2 separate regions of the Homo sapiens genome follow, and region 1 is linked to region 2. The links are chromatin contacts, found by Hi-C in ENCODE. All regions are on one chromosome and are shown on one strand. Each heading gives the region's core, a stretch centred on a gene start or an enhancer-like site at or near the end of the contact. The rest is flanking DNA. Distances are from core to core; before and after follow the strand shown.

Region 1 (5,137 bases), core at 398-2,897, 550 kb before region 2:
TCATCTCAGAGAACTTTCTAAAAGAGCATGTAGAGATAAAAAGCATGTGTGATTTGAAAAAAAAAAAAATCCAAAACAATTTATAAGTCACCCTCATTTCCTTCCTAATTTGAGATCCAGAGTGGAAAAGAGAATTCTTCCAATGGGAATGGATAATTAATAAAAATTCTTCCACTTCCAATACTCAAAGACTACATAATATAGAAGCTTGGCATCCTCCCAGCTCTTTCATAAATCATCCCACATTATGCAACACTTATTTTTCCAAATAGAGGTAAAAGATTACATCCTTAAGGTCCATTTTATCTAAATGCATCCCTTTTGGCCCAGTGTGTAGAACATATCTAGATTAATGATTGAGGGCATCTAACTATGAAATGAATCACTATTACCTTTCCTTTTTCCACCCCCCCTCTCTCTCTGTTGGCTTTTCTCTAGTACAGGATTTTTCACAGGACAACAGCTTTTGATTTGGACTTTTAACCTCTTTGGATTGAAGTAGAGAGAGGGCATATTAGAACAAAATTTATGGAGAAATTCAAAATTAAATATCAAAGTGTAGGCATGAATGTGTGGGACAATTTTGATTTGTATTTGCTTTCCCACACCATTTTGTATCCCATGGTAGAGGCTGTCATGAGTAGGGAAGTATTCCAGTTAGTGGAACAACGGCCTGTGAATTCATATATTGGCAACATCTTAATTCTGTTCTGTGACTTAATCTCTCTAAGATTTACATTGTAAAAACAGTAATCTAGACATTTCAGGGTTGCTTGCTATCTAAAGATGTAAAAAACAAAAGTACACAAATGAATGGTTTCAAAATGCTTTTGAAAAATAATGTAAACATCACCAAAAGGTTTTGTTTTTAATTGTCAGATGCTTTCTTTCTCATTTTCAGATGATGACAAACACAATGGCAGACACTCAATATTTCTGAGAGTTTTTTAATATGCAAACTTTTTGATTTGAACATTAAGAGTTTGATAGCACACAATAGCCTCTGTGGCTTTAAAATGCCTTAATTATTTTAAATACAAATGTAAAATTCAGACACCTAGTGTTACTTAAATGCACCCAGGTTTCTGTGGTTTAATAATAACATCTGTTTTGGTTTTTCAACCACAAAAGTGCATTTAATCTGTTCTTCCTTTAGTTGAACTTTTCACATCTGCTTCGGCTCGGTTCCCATAAGCTAAAGACCAGATCTTTTCCAAAAGTAGGAAGTCTACCTGTACGACTGTTGTTCTAGCTCAAAAGATCTGTTTTTAATACCAGCTGAAGATTTCAAAAGAATAACAAAAATAAACTTCTTACCCATAATGCACTTCTTATGCTTTTTGGCTTACATATCAGTGCGGTCATTTTATGAATGCAATACTGCCTGGACATTTTAAATTAAAACAGTGAATTGTCAGATCACACATGCCCAGGTAGTCCCTGATCTCTTAAGTTTTTTAATCATGGAAAAAGAGTGTATTCTATTAAGTTAATTTTTCATGAAAAAGTTATACTAAGGATGGACAGTGGCTTAAAAACCTCAGTGGTTTTTTTTGGACACACACTTAGTGCTTATCTGAATCCCATGGGTCCTGAAAAGTAGGCCGGAAAATGTTGCAAGGACAACATTACTTCACAGATTTTCCACAATTGTTTGCTGCCTCCGAGGCTTCAGCTCTTATAACCAATCCTAAGAGACCTATCTAAAATCAGAGACTGTGAAACCAAATCCTAATAAGCGTCTTTGAAAACCAACCAAGGTGCTGAGATGAAACACATTTTTCTTTACGTATGAATTTTGGTAGAGAAAATTATTGAATAAATGAGTGCCTGGGTTAGATATGTGATAATTGTTTTTCTCAAGTGGAAAGATTGACTCTCTTTATCAGCATTCACAAGAGATTGAACAAAGCTGAATATTCAGTCTTTATTTGGACAAGATTTAATTGATATCAAGTTAGTCTAATTATTTTATTTTAGAAAGTTATTTTGAATATGTGAGATGCACATAATTATATATTTTTCCTGATGTATGATTATGTAATTATACGTGGTCCTGTTTACAGGACAGAGCAACACAGCATGCTGCAATTAGTAGGTGTTCAACTCATGTTTGGTGAATGAGGCCTAATGAGGCAATATAATGGAGAGAGCCCGGTAGACTACCTTTGTCGATGCAAACAAGATGATTCTGTGATTTGAATAATTTCCCAATGTCTTACGTAAATAGGAGTTGTCAGCAGGGGTGATTCAACTTAATTCAAAAAATATTTACTGATTGCATGACATGTGCAAGTCACTACAATAAGCAGAGTAACAAATACAGGAATAAGCATGAGTTTTACAAAGTTAAAGTAGCAAATTATGAAAAATGCCTTAAGAAAAATAGCAAAACACTGTTATGGTGGAAATAGCATTTGAGACAGGCCTTGAAAGAAAAGTCATCAAAATTTGGAGAGTGTTGAATACGAGAGTTTTGAACGAAAGGTGAGAAAGAAAGTGATCTGGTAAGACAGCAAAAGATTTCAGGTCTAGAGAACATAATTAGGAAAAGTAGAGAATGACAAGCAGTTTCATTTGTCTCATGGACAAGGATAAAGATAGAAGAGTAGCCTGGTGGTATGCTATGGAACACTTTAAATGCTCTGCCAAGGAGCAGGCACATCATATAGTAGACAATGAGAGCCTGAATCTTCAAATTAGGTTTTCTTAATGGTATTCAAATATTTACCACAAATTTCCATCATTTTGCCAGCAAAGACAGATCTAAACAAGTACATTTTTTTCCAAACTTGGTCAAAATCATTTGGTATTGCTCTTAAATTTATTTTTCATTTAAAAGATAAGTCGTGGAGGGGGATATCTGTCAAATTTTCTGAACCTTACATTCATTGCTGGGCTTGAAGATAAAGCATAAGAGGTCCTTTTACAGTTCACGCAGAAGAAACAGTCTCTGGAAGAGAGAAGGAAACCCTTAAAAATATGAGTAGAAAAGCCATTTGTGGAACTTCTTGCACCCAAATACTCAAAATTAAGTGCTATCAAGATCTATTTGACTATTGGCAATTCTAAGAAGAAGGCTCCCTATATAAACCATTAGTTAAATGACAGTTATTGAGATTTTTATTTAATGACAAGGAGGAAGGAGAATATGACACAAAATAAGACAAAGACTTTTCCTGTGTGATTTTGGATCTAAGCACTTATTTATAACTATTGTAAATATAACTAATATTTTGGTCACTTTGTTGAGAGAGTCATAAAATCAACTCTATAAATATTAATTGAGAAAAGCACCACGATGAAATTTTTCAATGCTTTAACATAACAGTGATGGGATGTTGAGAAATACGGAATTTTGTTTTGTTTTGTTTTCATCATGATGCTACACAGACAGAATAGGGATGTACATAGCTAGGTGTGTCTATCTGTGTGTTATAGACACATACACACATAAAGGAAATATAATTTTAATATTTCTGCCAGTCTGAGATTAAATAGAGTGATATGGGTCACACCCTCGGTGGTTCTTTATTTACCTTTTATGGGGACATGACAATGTGGATGGAATATGGAACAGAAAGGAGAAAAAGATTTAGTATGCTCCAAATGTCCCAAACCAGCTTGTTATTATTATCCCTATATCTTCTTCACTCCAACCTGACCTGCTTCCAGTATTATCTCCCATCTACTGAAGAATATAAAGCAATGCTCATGACTTCCGGCCCTATATCCAACCCAACATAATGCCTTACACCTTTACTCATGAAGTATTTTTCAATTTCAATTCTATCACCAATTCTACCACCCTAATCCAAGCCACCACTGTGCCACATGTAGAGGCCCGTGATAGTACATTATCTGTTCTAGTTTCACCCCCCCACCCCAACCCTTCTCCAATTCATTTTCCATGCAGCGGGCAGATGGCTATGATCTTGTCACCACCCACTACCTATCTCTATCCCTTGCTATTGCTCTTAGGATGTTTCTCACTGTTGTACCTATTCCATTTAGCTATGATGGAATTAAATTTATTTTAATTGCTGTGCTCAGATGGGAAGAAAGACTGATAAATAATGAGATAAATGAGGGAACTGGAAATATTCAGAGATTGGTCATTTTGCTTTTATGCCCTGAAGCAATGATATTTCACATTAAATAAATTTTTTTAAAAAAGGCAGTTTCTTCTCCAGGGCAACATTATCTTTGTTTTTTTATAGAGTTCCCATGATTACTCATTGGTTTGGTATTCTGGAGTTTGTGGACTTTATTCAGAATATGAGAAACCTAATTCTTTATAAGTCAAAAGCAAGTACTGAAAATTTAATTCATAAAGAAAAGAGTTTTCCACATATTTTCACAGGCTTCCTTAAAAATCTTCCCCATTTTGCTCGTCACAGTACTTCCAGAAGGGATCGTGTTATTACGCAAGATTTCAAGTAGGGCTGCTATTGAGGAGGCTACCTGGACTCAATTTTTAACTTTATATTTCAGAATTCCACCATGTGTTTTTCCTTCTCATAAAGGATCAAAACCACATCATGACAGAACAATCTGTGAGAATCATAGGCTTTTAACAAGGAAGAAACGGATTAAAAAATACTTCACGCCTTATTAAAGAAATCCCTATGTTCCTCAAAAGCACTTTTTAGCATCTTATTAGTGGCATTTGATCTGACTGACATATTGACCAGTAATTGGAGCAGAAGATGGATCTATTCCACTTAGATCACAAAGGGAATAAAAATTTTGGCTGTAAATTCAAGACGGACAACTTCCAAATAATTTCTTTAGAATAACTCCCTATAAAACAGCCTTCTAAGTTGTTCTAGATACATCGTCAGATTCTTTAATAAATCACTGGCCAATAGGTGAACCTTATTGTTTTTATTTGGATTTGGAAATAAACCAAAATAGGATTGATCTGAAAGTGAAAGTGACTTTAAATGCCCACCCTCTACTCATATCAATAGAAAAATCTATATTGGTAGCTAAAACATTATTGGATAATATTTTGTTGTTGTTCGGCTTGTGTTTTTTCTTTTTCTTTTTTTTTGTTATCTCACCACTCACACATTAACTTTCATTGGTTTCAGTATCATATTCTCATTGAGTAACTGCTTCTCAAGTTGGAATG
Region 2 (4,650 bases), core at 687-3,186:
TCACAGTGGCTCATGCCTGTAATCCCAGCGCTTTGGGAGGCCAAGGCAGGCGGATCACCTGAGGTCAGGAGTTTGAGACCAGCCTGGCCAACACATGGTGAAACCCCATCTCTACTAAGAATACAAAAATTAACCAGGCGTGGTGGTGGGCGCCTGTAATCCCAGCTACTCGGGAAGCTGAGGCAGGAGAATTGCTTGAACCCGGGAGGCGGAGGTTGCAGTGAACCAAGGTCATGCCACTGCACTCCAGCCTGGGTGACTGAGTGAGACTCCAGCTCAAAAACAAAACAAAACAAAAAAAGCACCATACTCAGAGCTGCTATAAGTAACATGCAGTTGTAAGCCACACACTTCTTTGCATGATTCTTATTTTAAAGATTGGAAAGTAGAATTCGTATTTGTTTGTTGTACTAATTCCAGTGGTATACCTGGAATTAATAAATGGTACTAAGACACTAAGGCGTTACTTTCTTGCATTATTCTAAATCAGAGTGTTGATTAGAGAGAATAATCCAAAGGTAAAATAGTCAGATAATTTATTTTTATGTAAGTTTAAAAAGAGAAAGAGATTGATTTTTTTGAAGAGTTATAATTACATTCAGTATGTACCTTTTGTGCATTGAAATAATTTTAGATTTTCTGAAAAGGAAATATTGATGTAATTCAGCTCTCAAAACACTTGATGCCATGCCTTTCTTCCTAGTGTTTATGTAAAAGCAAGTGGTCAATTGTCGCTGCATCAGAGCTATGACAAGTTCTTCTATATTAGGTGGGCATCACTCAAACACTTTTCCATAGTAGATCCAGTGGTATACCTGGAATTAATACAATTTATTAAGTACTAAGCTATGTTGTATTTATTGTATTAATTCCAGTGGTAATACAATTCCAGTGGTAATACAATGTATTAATTCCAGGTATACCTACCACTGGAATTAATACAATAAATACAACATAGCTTACTACTCAAGTCTATTACACGCCATCTAAAATAGCTAATCAGAAAGGCTGTATGTCTGAAACACCCAAAAGTCACTCATCCTCTTTCTTAAAGCATTAAAAGTTTTGGCAACTTTTCTGAATCCGAGTTGTGTGAGTCCTATACTGTACTAAGCTGGACATCTTAAGGGCTGCAGGTTTTAATATTTACACTGCCCCGACTCAGTTGGTAACCGCTAGCAAATCATCTCACCCCAGTTTTTGTCCTTTTCCTGAAGAAAGCTGAATTTGGTTTCATGATCACTGTTTGCTGAAGAAGACAGTCCCAACAATGGTCCAAAGCAAGGCCAGCTTTTAAAACAGCCACCAATTCTGAGTCAAGGCATCTACCTTCATTCTAATCAAGAAGGGAAGATACAAAGTTTCAAGACCAGTCTTCACCTTGCACTGAATCTGACGGGGTCTTACTCAGCCACTTTCCACTACCTTTCAACCTAAAAGCCAAGAAAAGCAAGGATTTGGATTTTAAAGCTGTACTTGTTATAGGTGTTCATGGGTTTTGTTAGCATTGTTGTTTTTTAGGGATGAGGGGTGTTACTGGAGTGGAAGGGGGAGCTGTGTTGCTTTTAGTTTGTCATTTAGGATGTTAAAGTTAGTATGGGTTTCAGTTTGCATTTTAAAAATTAGAATGGTAATGAGCAAGGTGCCAGAAGGAAATAACAAAGCACATTTTCCTGAATAGCTCCCCCTGTCTTCTGTGTTCAGATTCTACTCTGACTTCCCAACCCGGCTTCCTCTCCCGCCTGCTCCCTTCTGAGGTGCAGTGTAGAAGTTCATTCTCAGGTTTCTCTCAGTTTGCAGGACGAGATGCTGCCGGCCAGGCCAAGGGCAGTTATGCCAGCTCAGTGTAGTGCAGCTTCCTTGCCCCAGCGTGCGCAGGCTGAAAGCTCAGCCAGTTTCTCTTTCTGAGGCTGCTTCACGTCTTCTCAGGGATTTCCAAGGCACGGACGTTCATTTGCCTAAAACTCTCTTAAACTGCCTGACAAAAAAAATAAGTACCTAAGTACGACATAAGTGGTACACCCACGCAGGATAATTAGGATTGATGTGCTCTTTTAGAGGCACCAGATCCTCAACCTCCCCTTACTAGTGGCATTTCTCACCTGCTCATGTGGTGCCCACCTGTGGCTTGCTGGCATTGCCACTGCCTGCGAGTGGGGAGATTTCCAAGTTCAAAATGAAGGCCTGATTTTACATGGTGGAACGCTGTAGGACTGTGTGGAGCTCTGTGAAGGAATTAAGGATGGCATGAAGTCCTAGTTTATGTCACTGCTCCCTTGTTTATGTTCTTTCCTTGACTATTCCCACGCCCCCTCTCCAGATTTTGCATGGCTTTTATAGCCTCTAGTAATTATATCAGCAGCATGGAGTCTATTTTTATCTCTTCTGAATGTGTGCAACGTAAATGTCAAAAACCATAAAGGCCCTTTTTAGCATGTACCTTGCATGCACAGTTTGAAAAGTGTGATGCAGCGTTCAGAGAGATGTTGCATTTTGAGGTGAGACAGATGAAAAGTGGAAAACTCAATTTCACCACTTAGCTGCGTGAACTTTCAGTAAGTCCTTTATCATCTTGAACGTTTAGCATTTTCTTCTGTAAAATGGAGTCCGGCTGCCTACCTCATAGGGTGGCAGCATGGAACCTAGTTTAGTGTCTGGGATGCCCCCTTTCCACAGCAGGTGCCCCCAAACTCCTAAATTATATATTTCATGCTTAAATGTCATGACCTTTCAATGCCCTGCATTGCCCTTTATCCAACTTAGAAACGGAGTAAAAATAAAATCTTACCACTGTAAGTCACAATAGGATTGTCACAAAATTAGCATGTGAAAGAATGATACGGAACTCACTGTCACCAAAAAACTGTCCCTAGACTTGGCTAATAATTATAATAATACCTAGCATTTATTACTAAGCACTTTCTGGGAGCTGGTCTCTAGGTGCTTTACATGTAACCTTCACAACCATCCACTGACCCAGTGGATAGATATTCTTGTCCTCCACTTAATAAAGGAGGACATGGAGGCAGGTTAGATAACTTAACAAAAGTCACAAGTTAGGAAGTTAGTCAGCTGGATTCAAATTGAAGCATCCTGATCCCAGAACCTACAGAAATATAAAATGTCTATCAGGCAGGAGCATTCACATGGCTGAGCTGCCCCAGCTTCTAGGCAAGGTTGTTTCCTCTCTTTGCACTTCCTATTTGAAGTTGGGCCCTGAAAGCGGCTAGATGGGCCCGTCAGAAGGGCATGCGAAGCTGCAGTCCCTTACTCAGCTACGAGTTAGGGACCATCATGCTTCAAAGGGGAAATGGCCTCAGCATGTTTAGGTAGTCCAGTACCATGGTACAGTTTTTATGGCTCATTAATTTATCTTTAATTGAAGATAAGTTGGGAGAATTTAGAGTTGTGAGAAAATGTGTTGTTTTCTAGTCAAAAATTCTCCTGTAGTTGTGATGAATGGACAAGATGGGAGTAACTGGGGGATGTGGTAAGGGATAATAATAAATAATAAAGAGCATATTTGTAGGCCCTCAACAAAATCTAGTGATGGAAGGAAGAACATATATAGGCATGTTAGACATATGAGAAATATCATAATACATTTTATGGGTAAGCTAAGAAGAACCAGTTATGCAAATTTTCTCTACTTTTTTATGAACTACTTATTGATTACCCCAGTCATTTTTCCATTGCTACCACTGCATAAAGCAGAGGAAGCCAGTGCAGTCAGAACCCTCTTATTTATACAGTAAAGGCTATTACCGACCAAGTACTTAGCAGCCAGAGAAATCTTGCGTGTAAAACAGAACTGGGATCTGAAGAACTTAGAATATGTCATTTAAAGAAATATGATCACTGGTATGTACTAAAGTGCTCCAACTTTTTAAAAACTTTAAAATCAGTTGACTGAAATTTACAGTTATTAAACTTAATTCTTTTTTTTTTTTTTTTTTGAAACAGTGTCTCACTCTGTCACCCAGGCTGGAGTGCCGTGGCGCGATCTCAGCTCACTGCAACCTCCATCTCTTGGGTTCAAGCAATTCTCCCACCTCAGCCTCCCCAGTAGTTGGGACTACAGGTGCAGGCCACCATGCCCGGCTAATTTTTGTAATTTTTGGTAGAGATGGGGTTTCACCATGTTGGCCAGGCTGGTCTCGAACTCCTGACCTCAGGTAATCCGCCTGCCTCAGCCTCCCAAAGTGCTGGGATTACAGGTGTGAGCCACCGCGTCCAGCCAATTGTTAGTCTTTGGTACGGTGCCCATGAGTCATCAAACTCATATGTGGAAGTTTTTGAAAGAAGAAAAAAAAATGAGAGTAGATTGATTAATGACTATTAAAAATAGCCTGGGATCTACGAATACCCATAGTAAAGAGCACCAGGCACTGGATAGATAATTGGTCTAAAGAGCCTGGACCTTGCTGAAGATAATATATACATGTAACATGTTTTGTGAAAATGGAGTCCTGAAGATGAAAGGTGTATCTTTTCCATATTGACTACGTGACTTAATTGCTCACTTACTAGGCTGAGAAAGGGGAGCAGAGGGGATGTGGAGAGGGAAGAAGGAGGGAAGGAAGGAAAGAAGGAAGGAAGGATAGAGGGAGGAAGCAAGGAAGGGAGGGAGAAAAGAAGGGAGGAAGGAAG

What was found. Hi-C counts contacts between places; a loop is a spot of excess contacts on that map.
Region 1: a loop to region 2 is called in a map of ascending aorta, with 2.6 times the contacts of the local background. The contact joins two enhancer-like sites. A Hi-C loop is called at or near these places in 2 of 168 maps with a recorded cell type or tissue (ascending aorta and endothelial cell of umbilical vein).

Annotation. Positions count from the first base shown.
Region 1 is chr2:144,995,717-145,000,853 of GRCh38, reverse strand. The region is part of intron 3 of TEX41 (testis expressed 41); the gene reads right to left. Among named protein-coding and RNA genes, the nearest start is that of LINC01966, 120 kb to the right of the region's middle. Within about 2 kb of position 1,647, at least 4 of the 41 ENCODE cell types and tissues checked have a DNase peak (open chromatin) inside an H3K27ac peak, as active enhancers do; they include ascending aorta, where a contact is called at or near this core.
Region 2 is chr2:144,446,322-144,450,971 of GRCh38, reverse strand. All of the region lies in intron 2 of ZEB2 (zinc finger E-box binding homeobox 2), which reads left to right. Among named protein-coding and RNA genes, the nearest start is that of ZEB2-AS1, 71 kb to the left of the region's middle. Within about 2 kb of position 1,936, at least 14 of the 41 ENCODE cell types and tissues checked have a DNase peak (open chromatin) inside an H3K27ac peak, as active enhancers do; they include ascending aorta, where a contact is called at or near this core.